2 separate regions of the Homo sapiens genome follow, and region 1 is linked to region 2. Evidence: chromatin contacts called from ENCODE Hi-C or POLR2A ChIA-PET data. All regions are on one chromosome and are shown on one strand. Each heading gives the region's core, a stretch centred on a gene start or an enhancer-like site at or near the end of the contact. The rest is flanking DNA. Distances are from core to core; before and after follow the strand shown.

Region 1 (5,410 bases), core at 2,043-4,542, 230 kb after region 2:
CCTAAAAGGCATCCTGTATATTCAGGATCTAGGCTTATTTCTGCCATTAACTTGTTGCATTAATGACTTGGGTGGAATATAATAAATAAAAATAGGAGTTGAAAATCTTCCTAATTAATGGCAATAAATGGGAAGTAGACAAAGAACATTATGGGGTGATTACAGTGTTGCCTTTTTTGTTCAGAAAAGGATGCAATTGCCATTCATTGAGATAATCTTGGTAATTCTTACATCTTTTCTAGAATTTTCAAGATAAAAGCTTTTTCTGATCTTTTTTGAAAATTAAAGAATTTCAGAAATTCTTAGAAATTGGTAATATAATCCACTGGGTCAAAGGCAAAGTCATCTGTCTTTTCTTCCTTCCCTTCCCCCCACCGACCTTCTCTACCTTAATGTTCCAGGACTCGCTGGAGACCCAGATGTAGTAGAGCCCTGGGCTCTCTCATCTGCTCCCAGTGATAGACCCTAATTCCTTTTCACAGCTAGAAGACTCTATTACATCCTGCCACCTGCCATCTTCACAAATCTTCCCTGTTCCCAACAAGGTAAGAATGGCTAGGGTCATGACTTTATCTGCAGAACCCTTTCTGGAAGGCTAGGTGACACTTGTGAAATATCAGAGCTAACATTTGTCCACGTATACTACTTTCTGTCTATAAAATTGATTTCAGTATTATAAGTGAGGATGCACCATTTATTTCAGTAGCACCTCCACTTCTACAGCCAGCTGGCTTCTTCTACCTCGATGGGATCATATCCCCCCAAAGTTAGCATCGTTGAGCCTTCCAGTAATATAAGTAAACAAGGTTGGAGAGGGGGAAATGCAAAGACAAAATCTCTTATTCTAGAGAAGTCTCCTTGCCTAATGCAGTAGCTCATGCCTGTAATCCCAGGGCTTGGGGAGGCCAAGGCAGGAGGATCGTTTGAGGCCAGGAATTCGAGACCAGCCTGGGAAACATAGCAAGATCCCATCTCTCCAGAAAAAAGAGTCTCCCATACTTTTTGAGAGTTAGGCGTTTCACAGATATTAACTAATTTGCTCCTCCGAATGTCACTTATAAATAAAGCAACCAAGGCTCAGAGAGACTCAGTAATTCACCCAAGGCCACATAAGCAGTGGCAGAGCTGGTTAGATGACCAAACCCAGGGCAAGATGGCGCCATCCTCCCCTCTCTGTTTGCCATGCCAGGTTGCACCACACAGATCCACATCAGGAGGCAGGGACACCAGCCTTGGCGCAGCAGCTGAGACCAGGGCGAGGTCCCTCAATGCCTGTAAGCTCTTCCTCATTTGCAAAAATGATCTAGATACCCCCTTTCATTCCTAAAGCACCATCTCTCTAAAATGTTTGATTGGCTGGATAACCCCCAGATCACATATGCACGTGGTTTGTAGACTGCACCAGGCATTGACTGTGATGGGCAGCCCTGCAGCCGTGGCTGCAGCCCTTGCTAACAGTAGCCCTTGTTACAACTGCCTTCTGTACATGGTTCTCCCCTCCTGCCAAGACCTGCAGGCTACATCTGTGCTACTGGTCACTCTGCAGTTCTTCTGTTACAAAACACTCAAGCAGCCCAATAAAAGGGGATTGAGAAGGCCGAACACTGCTCCCCATTGTGCTCCATCAGTGTCTACTTCATGTCCTCATCACCCTCCCATCTCTCCTTCTCTCTCTCTCTCTCTCTGGGCAACAGAGAAATAAATATCAGATACTTAGCAGGGCTGGCCAGTGGGAGTCGGGAGATGGGCAAGCCAGCGCTAGACTCTCCGGCTATTGGTAGGTATGTCGTCTAGCTCTGGAGGACCCACACTGTCTGGCTTCCTAGTTTGGGTTTTATCACATCTATATACTTCTTCCCAGGCATGTGGCGAGAGCGTAATGGTACATTTTCTGGTTATGAATGGCACAGCCTGGCAACTCGCCGATTATTATTTCCATTCCCTGTGATGCATTATCAATCTAATTCCCCATTACCTGCCGTTTTTGTTTTTTTTCCCATGCGTTCCCCATACAGCAAGGACAAAGAAAGGCAAAAACCCTGCAAAGAAGGCTGCATCACCAATGAACAGGCTAATCCCACAGGAAATTGTGGAGTGGTAGCTTCAAGTGTGCAGGGAGAGGTTTTGGCTAATTTGAAGTGCAAAATATCATTAAAAGGTTTGGGATTCTGCATTAGGACCAGGACTCCGGACTTTAAGGTTGGTAATGCATTACTAACTGAGGAAGAGGGGCCATACCACAGCACAGACTAAGAAAAGTTTTGACACAGGTGGGCCTAACAAGCGACACTGTGCTTTAGACCACTGGGGTTTTCCAGATTTCTTTCTTTTTTTTCCTTTATTTTTATTTTTTTAGAGACAGGTTCTCCCTCTGTTGCCCAGGCTGGAGCGCAATGGTGCAATCATAGCTCACTGTAACCTCCAACTCCTGAACTCAAACAATCCTCCCATTTTAGCCTCCTGGAGCAGCTGGGAACACAGGCACACGCCACCATGCTTGGCTGGTTTTTCAGGTTTCTGAAGTCTAAACAGATCCATGTTGGAGTGCGGTCTGCTACACTCACTCAGCGATTTGCTTATACAACCAGGGTCCGGGGAGTGCTCAACATGAGCAGCGAGTTAATGTAGTGAGTGTATGCAAGCAAAACATACGCAGTAGCCACGGATTGGCAAATAATTGCTAAGAAGGCAGGAGCAAAAAGGAACATGTGAATGTAAGTCAGAGTTTGGGGCAAAGGGTATGGATGTACCAATGCTCCTGACCACAGACAACACGTTTCTTCTTGTATTGCATCATTGAATGGCTGGAGCTCTACCTTTAAAACAAAAAGCCAGAAAACATCACACAGTGTAGAGATCGCCCTTCCTAACAAGCTAGAGCCTACAAGGAACTTCTCTGAATTAGAATTAATTATGCTGGTACATCTGTAGAGAGGTTTTGATTTGACTCAAACTGAGACTACCACTCATTTCTTCTTGATTATTTGGTAGTAATAAGGCCCCTGAACTGAACCGGATCCCCCATAGTCCTCTATTACTTTCCAACAACTGTGACTTTTATTCTTAGCAGTGACTTCCATCTTCAAGTGGAAGATGAACAATGTTTCTCTTTGGGAGGAAAATGCCCAATTTCCACTGATACAGTTAAGAACTGAGGCCGGGGGCGGTGGCTCACGCCTGTAATCCCAGCACTTTGGGAGGCTGAGGTGGGCGGATCACATGGTGAGGAGATCGAGACCATACTGGCCAACATGGTGAAACCCCGTCTCTACTAAAAATACAAAAATTAGCTGGGCGTAGTGGCACGTGCCTGTATTCCCAGCTACTTGGGAGGCTGAGGCAGGGTGGCAGAGGTTGCCGTGAGCCGAGATTGCACCACTGCACTCCAGCCTGGTGACAGAGCAAGACTCCATCTGAAAACAAAACAAAACCAAAACAAAAAACAAACATAACTGAACGCACACACACACTCATTAGCCCCCCAAATAAGCATTAGTGCAATGTACTAAACAGTAGCACCAGCTCTGACCATCTTCTGTAAACGTAAGAGAGGAACAGTGATAGGGATTTTTAAAATAATGCCACTGGTGGTAGAGCTGGTTACTTCCAATGTAAGGGTGTGTCTAAATTATTCCTTATAAGAGAAGGATGTGCTGATTCCATGAGACAACGGAAAGGGTGGCAGCTGATGGATTTAGGGAACTAAAATGAAACTGCTGTGAAGAGAATTTTTGATAAGCTGGATTTATGCTGATTCAGAAAACTTTTTGCAGAAGAGAGCATTGAAACCGTCTGGCCTTTGTGTGCAATCGTGACTCCAAAGCCCAAAGTTCCAAGAGCTATTGTACCAACTCTGGAGATGAAATTTTCTGGGAAAAACAACAACTAAAAATGGAAAATACTACTGATGTACTTCAGTCTGATTATGGCTGGAATGAACACCTCAAGATAAAATCCAGCACGCCCTTCCCCACAAGATCAGATTTTTTAGCAGCCACTTTTCCAAGATTCTCTGACTCTGATTTTGCTATTGGAGGAAAAACCCAAATATCTACATACCCTCCACAATTGATGCAATGATCCCTTTTCTTCCTTTTCTTACATCAATGCCTAACTTTTCAGAGACATCCAACATCTTTTTGTTGTTGTTCCTTTCATGACATTTCCAGAGAGAAACGGACAGCGCAGAATCAGAAATGGGTAAGGTGGGGTGAACCGATAAAAATGCAGTGTCCTGGGGAGGTCATGAGGGCACATGGGCCTGAGTTACTTGCTGATTCTATTAAGGTAAGAGAACTCCTGTTTTAGCTCAAGGGGAATATAGTTTTTAGGGTTTAGACTGAGGAATCATTAGAAGATCATTACCCTATTGCTTTCTTATGAGGTCCCAGAAATTGCTTCTAAGATGCTGAGATTTTGCACAACAAATAAACCAAAAAAGAGAAATTCTGCCACAAATGTTATCATATCAGGTGCTACCCCAAAAATAAGACATATGAATTGAAGTTACTCCTGACACTGGACTCAGACATTCTAATACTCTGTGGAGAGTAGTTTAAAAGAACTTCAAAAGCTGGTTAACTGTTAGCATGTCTATTTCTCATTTTGACATATTGAACTAGGAATTCTTCAAAAGTTATACTGTTCCTTTTCTTAAAATATGCAAAAATATCTAAGAACAAAGCTTTAGATTGTAAATTGCTCCATTATACTTTCATTCAGTATGATGCGTCAGGCTAAACGCAAGTCTTATGAGGGGTAAGTATATGGCTTGCTGGACACGTGAATTGAACTACAAGCATGCTGCACGCACGTGCGGATGCAAACACACACGCACCAGCATAAACAATGTAAACACAAGTGGTATATTCATGCAGTAAAGGCAGTAACGATCTTTGATGGTAGTCTCACCCAACACTTACTTAAAGACAAAGGTAGCCTGGCAAGTCCCCTCAATATGAGATCTCCTGAACCTTCCATATCCCTTTCTTTCACATCACAAACCAATCTCACTTTTTGCATCCACTCCTTAAGGTTGACTCAAGAGCTCTTTCCTTGGCAACTCTTGCATATCTGCTATTCCACAGAGCTCTCTCCCCAAGTTCCAGAACCAAGCAAGGAGTCACTGGATGTCTTTCCCTTTGACCTCAGGCTATAACTTCGCTGTGACAATAACATCGAGAGCTGTGCACATCTGGGATGCTGTTCTCATGGATTATGAAATCAGCAACTCACTGAACCTCAAGGGGTCTCAGTTTCCCCAATGACGAGATCATGCTAATGGCACCAGCCACCTGCCAGGTTATCAGGGGACTTGATAACAATGTCTGCAAATTACAAAGAGAACCCGTGCCATAAATAACAAGTCTTATTAATAAAATTAGTTCAAGACAAGTGCCAAAAACAATAT
Region 2 (5,339 bases), core at 2,580-5,079:
TCTTAGATTTCTGTCTTTACAAGGAGAAATGGGAGAGCTGGCCCAGTGCACTCTGGAGGGTCAGGTGCACGGTTATGGTGCAAGATTAGGGTTAGAACGGGGCGGGGTCAACAAAGGCCTGGAAGACCTCAAGTCTCCCGCATCTAACAGCAGCGTTCCCAGAATTAATTAATGATTCCCGTTCCTCACTGCACCCAGTCCTAAGGGTACCTTCCCCGCGGTAGCCCTTGACACCGGCAAGCAGTTCGCCCTCAGGTCTTCCCGCGTGCACCTGGCCGCCCCCTCTCACCTGACGTGGCCTTGCACATCTGGGGCATCCTGGTGACCCTGCTGTGCGCCACGAAGGTGCTCTGGGAGGAGGTGCTGTACTGCGAGCCGCTGTCCGAGGAGGTGGAGCTGGTGTGCGACAGGCGGCTGTGCTCCTTGTGCGAGGCGGTGGAACGCTGGTACCACTGGCGCAGCTCGTCTGAGACGGCGGCACGGCCCGCGCCCTTGTCGTGGGCGCCCTCGCGGCCCAGCGACGGAGTCCGCAGGATCTGCGATCGCGACGGCGTCAGGCGGCCCGTGTCGCCCTCGTCGCCGCCGCCGCCGCGCCAGCTCTCCTTGAACAGGCCGCCCGCCGTGTAGGAGTTGGACGTCTTGAACTGAGCCTTGACGCTGTAGTGGCCCTCCTGGTCGCTCTCCAGGCTGCGCACCACCACGGGCGTGGCGCCGCCCTCGATGTACAGCGGGTACTCCTTGATGCGGTACTGCGAGCTGGGCTGGCTCTGGCTGTGCAGGTACACACCGCCCCCCGCGCCCCCCGCGCCCCCCGCACCCCCGCGCGCCGCCAGGTTGGGCATGCTGCCCGAGCTGGCTGAGCCCAGTGCGCCCGCCGCCCGCTGCCGCTGCCTCTGCCTCTGGCGCGCCTTGGACGGCGAGTCCTCGGCCAGCGTGGAGTAGTTGGCGTTCATCTGCGCCGGGTAGTAGTGCTCCGAGCTCGAGTGGCTGGTGCACGACGAGCAGTCGTCCATGGGGTCTGAGCCGTTGCTGCTACGAGTCCGCGGGGTGTAGAAGTCGGGGCTCCCGGTGTCGTTTTCCGAGCCCAGGAGCTTGCCCTGGGACTCCAGGCTGGAGCTCCGGTGCCTAAAGTGCAGTGCGAGGCTGTGCAGTCGGGTGGGGCTGATGTCCACCGACCTGCCGGGAGACGACCCGGGTTGGTCTGGGGGTGGGGAGTGGGCCCAAGGAGGGGTGCTCCGGGGAGGAGGGGGTCCTGAGGAGGGCACTGGGTGTCTGCACGCGGGCGCAGGCCCCAGCCCAGCAAGCCAGAGTCTCACTCAGCAGGGCTGCCCCAGGGATCCGGGAACTGCCCATTGCGGGAGGTGAACCTGGGGTCTCCACCATGATTCCCAGTGGGAAGTGGGACTGAAGCTAGGACTCACAGAAAGGTTTCGATTTCTGGGTTTTTTTTTTTTTTTAAATAATTCTATAGACACAAAGAGAATCACAGAATCCTTAGTATCATGTTAAACCAGATAGGGCTGGGCACTGTGGTCCACGCCTGTAATCCCAGTGCTTCAGGAGGCTGAAGAATTGCTTGAGCCTGGGAATTTGAGACCATCCTGTGCAACACTGTAAGACCTCATCTCTTACAAATAAATTAGAAAATTAGCTGGGTGTAGTGTTGTACACCAGGGGTCCCAGCTAGTCAGGAGGTTGAAGAGGGAGGATCACTTGAGGATGCAGTAAGCTATGATCAAACCACTGCACTCCAGCCTGGGCAACAGGGCAAGACCCTGTCTCTCTTAAAAAAAAAAAAAAAAAAAAAAAAAGAAAACACAAACCAGATGAAATGTCCCTATTTACAGATCAGATAAAAGCAGTCCTACAGAGGCCCTTCATATTGTTTAACCAAATACTATTACATGATCCATATAAATAGACTCCCCTTTCCTGTGAAAACTGGGAAATAGAAGGTTGGTGGCAAATGAGATAATTAAACAATGAATGATGCAAATACTCACCATACCATTACTTTATAATTCATTCTGCTCGTTTGAGTCCACTCAGGGCTTAGGGAAGTGCAAAACAGTATCACATGGCAGATGATGTTGCCCGATGCTGGGACTGCATGTGAACTTCACAGCGGCCCCACGGGCCAAGCACAGGAAGAGGCGAGTCCCACTTCCGACTGCCACTCAGAAGGGGGATGAAAGCCCCCATCACGTGGCCCTCCGTGATCTGGTTTGCTTCTTTTTAGAAAAAGAAGGTGTGGCTAGGAGCGGTGGCTCACGTCTCTAATCCCAGCACTTTGGGAGGCCAAGGTGGGTGGATCACCTGAGGTCAGGAGTTCCAGACCAGCCTGGCCAACATGGTGAAACCCCGTCTCTACTAAAAAATACAAAAATTAGCCAGGCGTGGTGGTAGGTGCCTGTAATCCCACCTACTTGGGAGGCTGAGGCAGGAGAATCGCTTGAACACGGGAGGCAGAGGTTGCAGCGAGCCAAGATCGCGCCACTGTACTCCAGCCTGGGTGACAGAGCAAGACTCCATCTCAAAAAAAAAAAAAAAAAAAGAAACAGAAGGTGTGATTCACTGAAGCCTCATTTTTGCCTGGCTCTTTTGCTCTTTATGAATTTACATTTTGAGGCACTAAAGGAAGTCCAGTATAAATTTAGGCCTCAGTAGAAAGATAGAAGACCTCTTCCCATGCTAACCCAGCCAGCCTCTGTGGCCTCTGCTTTGCTTAGGAAACTTTCCATGCTCCCTGTCTCCAGAAGCCCGGGGATTCTTTGGCTGACTCCAAGTGCCCTGTGCATGGGTCTCTTGGCTAACGGGGGTTGACTGCTGCCAGCTTGGTTTTTTATTCCGCTTCATTTATCCTCCCAGGTTCAGGTCTGACTGTAGCTCATCCATTATTTGGGCCAGCTTGGGGCTGACAATGCCCAATTTTAAAAAGGAAGGCTTGGTCTGAGCAGGAAGGCCAGGCAGACTCACCTCGTGGAATGGACGTAGTGGGGACTCCGGACCCGCAGGTCTGGCGTGGACGGCATGCTGGACTGGGAGTTCCAGTGCGGGAGGCCGCGGATGGGGCTGTTCTGCAAGGAGTTGCTTCCTCCGCCGGCTTCCGCACAGCTTCCTGTGCTGGGGAAGCGCTTGTGGCTGCTGCAAAGCCAAGGATGCCACGTGGTCACCGCCAGACAGACAGCACCTTTCCTGGGGGGCTGGCTAGTTCAGGACAATGATCCCAGCATGTGGGGAAAGCTCGCCCGTGACTCCCACCTCGCTTGGTCAGACCTCTACTGTGGTTCTCAGCCTTTCCCCAGCAGGGGGTATGCCCTCCCCCCTCCCAACCTAGGCAATATGAGAGGAAAACCCTGGTCAGCCTTCTCTGTGTCAGGCAGTGTGACGGTCCTGCCCTTACAGTTTTTGTTTTCCAAGAAACAAATATTTACCTGTCCTGGCACCCCCCTTGGAGCTTGGTAGGGTGATTAAAGGAAATGGGAAAAACAGAGAAGCAGACCGAAAATGCCTTCCCCCCCAAAAAAAACCTCCCTACAAAGTCAGCCCGGTAATGAGCTGATAATACACAGCTTGGATTACAGCTGCTTGGCTGGAGAATTCTGCTGGATGAGGGGGTAGAGTTCTGAACCACTCTGCATTTGCTCCGAGTGGACTTTCACTTGCTATTTCAGAATAGCGCTGCCTGAGATTTCCTAATTAATTCCTCTGGAATTTAACAGCATTCAAACCATCTGCCATCACGTTGATTGTGGGCCAAAGCCCCAATTTCTCTGAGTCACAAAAATGTACCTCAACAGTGTCGGCAGCAGAGGGCGCTGTGAGCACGGCCCCGTGAAAGGCAAACCCCACGGGGAGGAACTAGGTTGATGTGGATTTTGTCACCGTGGATGCTACTTGGGACGGCCCTTTGATTCTTCCAGAGCATAGAGGGAGGCCTCATTTGGCCTCATTCACGATGCAGCTCACCTGGAATGGCTGTGAGAGGAGCGCTTCTTGACCTTCTCATAGGGTTCATCTAAAGAGGACTCACTCCACATTTTGGGCTTGATGGGTGACTTGTCATAGTCGTTGCGGTGATAGTGCATCTGTCGGAGTCCCTCCAGGGACTGGGGAGGAGGAGGCCTGTTGTGCGACGGTGGCCGAGGAGGGAGTCCCTTGTGAGGAGAATGTAGGGGGGATATTGTGCTGGTAACCTGAGAGTCTTCTGCACAAAGACAGGAAGAGAGGAACTGAGCCCCGGTCATCCTTCCCACAGGCTGAGACAGAACCCCTACACCCCTCCACCCGCACCTTGGAGCCACACAGCCAAACCCACACCTTCACCCCTGTGATGAGAAACCCTGAAACTCTTCCCCAGTTGCCAAGACAAGTCAAGACGAGTCAAACCAAACCAGGGCAAGCCAAACCTCCACTGCAGGCGGGATTGCATGGGAAGAGATGCGTCACTTTTGATTAGACACGAATGGAGTGAAGTCTGAACGTCATTAAATACCACCAACAAATGACTGCTTCACACTAAACAGCAAAATGTAGTTACTGCTGTAGTGCTAAGTTGTCTTTCAACAGATGCTAAGCATCTGATTCACTGTGGGAGGGTCTGAGTTCTGGGAGAGTTTTGTCTGTTTCATCTGCTGCTAGATCCTCAGCCGACACATAGTAGGTGCTTGATAACCATTGGTTGGAGAAGAAAAAATGAATGAGGGTCTATATGTCCATTGTAAATACCTGCTGGGTGGATCGGGTGTCTACTCTGCTTTTTTCCCCCAGAGCTGTGTTTATTCTCTTTTAATCTCTTCCTCTATATTTTAATTTTGAAACTGCCTTAACTTTTTTAAGGAGATGAGCTACAAAGATTATGTATTAATAAATGATTCCCTGCCTCCAGGAAAGAAATGATCTAACACGTCAGTGCGCTAGAGGACTTTCAGAAAAAGCAAATTCAGTGAGTCTAGGAGGTGCTGTGGGAGAGGCTGGTCTTGAAGGGGCTTGAGCAGTGGGCAGGCAAAGAGGAGGAGGAAGGAAGGGCTTGAACCAAAGTGTGGAGGCCCTGAGGGCAGGGTACCAGCTGCAGGCACATCTGGCCAGGCAGGGGCTGGTGAGGAGGGGCAGGGGGAGTAAGGGCAGAGCTCTGGCCAGCACAGCCGCCTTCTGTGTGCACCATGTGAGCCAAGAGCCCGACTGATGGGGGCCTGGAATTCCGAGTTGAGATTTTGAAAAGCCACAGGAAAACTTTGCGATGTCTTAAGCACGGATGCGTCGGAGTGAAAAATCCTGTTTTAGAACTATTCACCTGGCAGTGTTCTAAAACTAGAAAGGAAGGGAGAGAGACTAGAGAG

What was found. Hi-C counts contacts between places; a loop is a spot of excess contacts on that map. ChIA-PET counts read pairs that join two places held with the same protein, here RNA polymerase II (POLR2A). Pooled maps may share reads with other maps.
Region 1: a loop to region 2 is called in a pooled map, with 2.3 times the contacts of the local background. The contact joins two enhancer-like sites. A Hi-C loop is called at or near these places in 3 of 50 pooled maps. POLR2A ChIA-PET finds 5 or more read pairs at or near these places in 4 of 52 experiments (AG04450, HCT116, WTC11 and 1 more).

Annotation. Positions count from the first base shown.
Region 1 is chr10:13,884,244-13,889,653 of GRCh38, forward strand. The region is part of intron 2 of FRMD4A (FERM domain containing 4A); the gene reads right to left. Among named protein-coding and RNA genes, the nearest start is that of FRMD4A-AS2, 100 kb to the right of the region's middle. RefSeq lists an enhancer at 2,937-3,066. Within about 2 kb of position 3,293, at least 3 of the 41 ENCODE cell types and tissues checked have a DNase peak (open chromatin) inside an H3K27ac peak, as active enhancers do.
Region 2 is chr10:13,656,347-13,661,685 of GRCh38, forward strand. It overlaps FRMD4A (FERM domain containing 4A), which reads right to left. Exons shown (of 25, transcript NM_018027.5): 20 at 3,970-4,207; 21 at 2,977-3,144; 22 at 290-1,176. Among named protein-coding and RNA genes, the nearest start is that of PRPF18, 72 kb to the left of the region's middle. RefSeq lists enhancers at 3,922-3,971, 4,302-4,361. Within about 2 kb of position 3,830, at least 15 of the 41 ENCODE cell types and tissues checked have a DNase peak (open chromatin) inside an H3K27ac peak, as active enhancers do.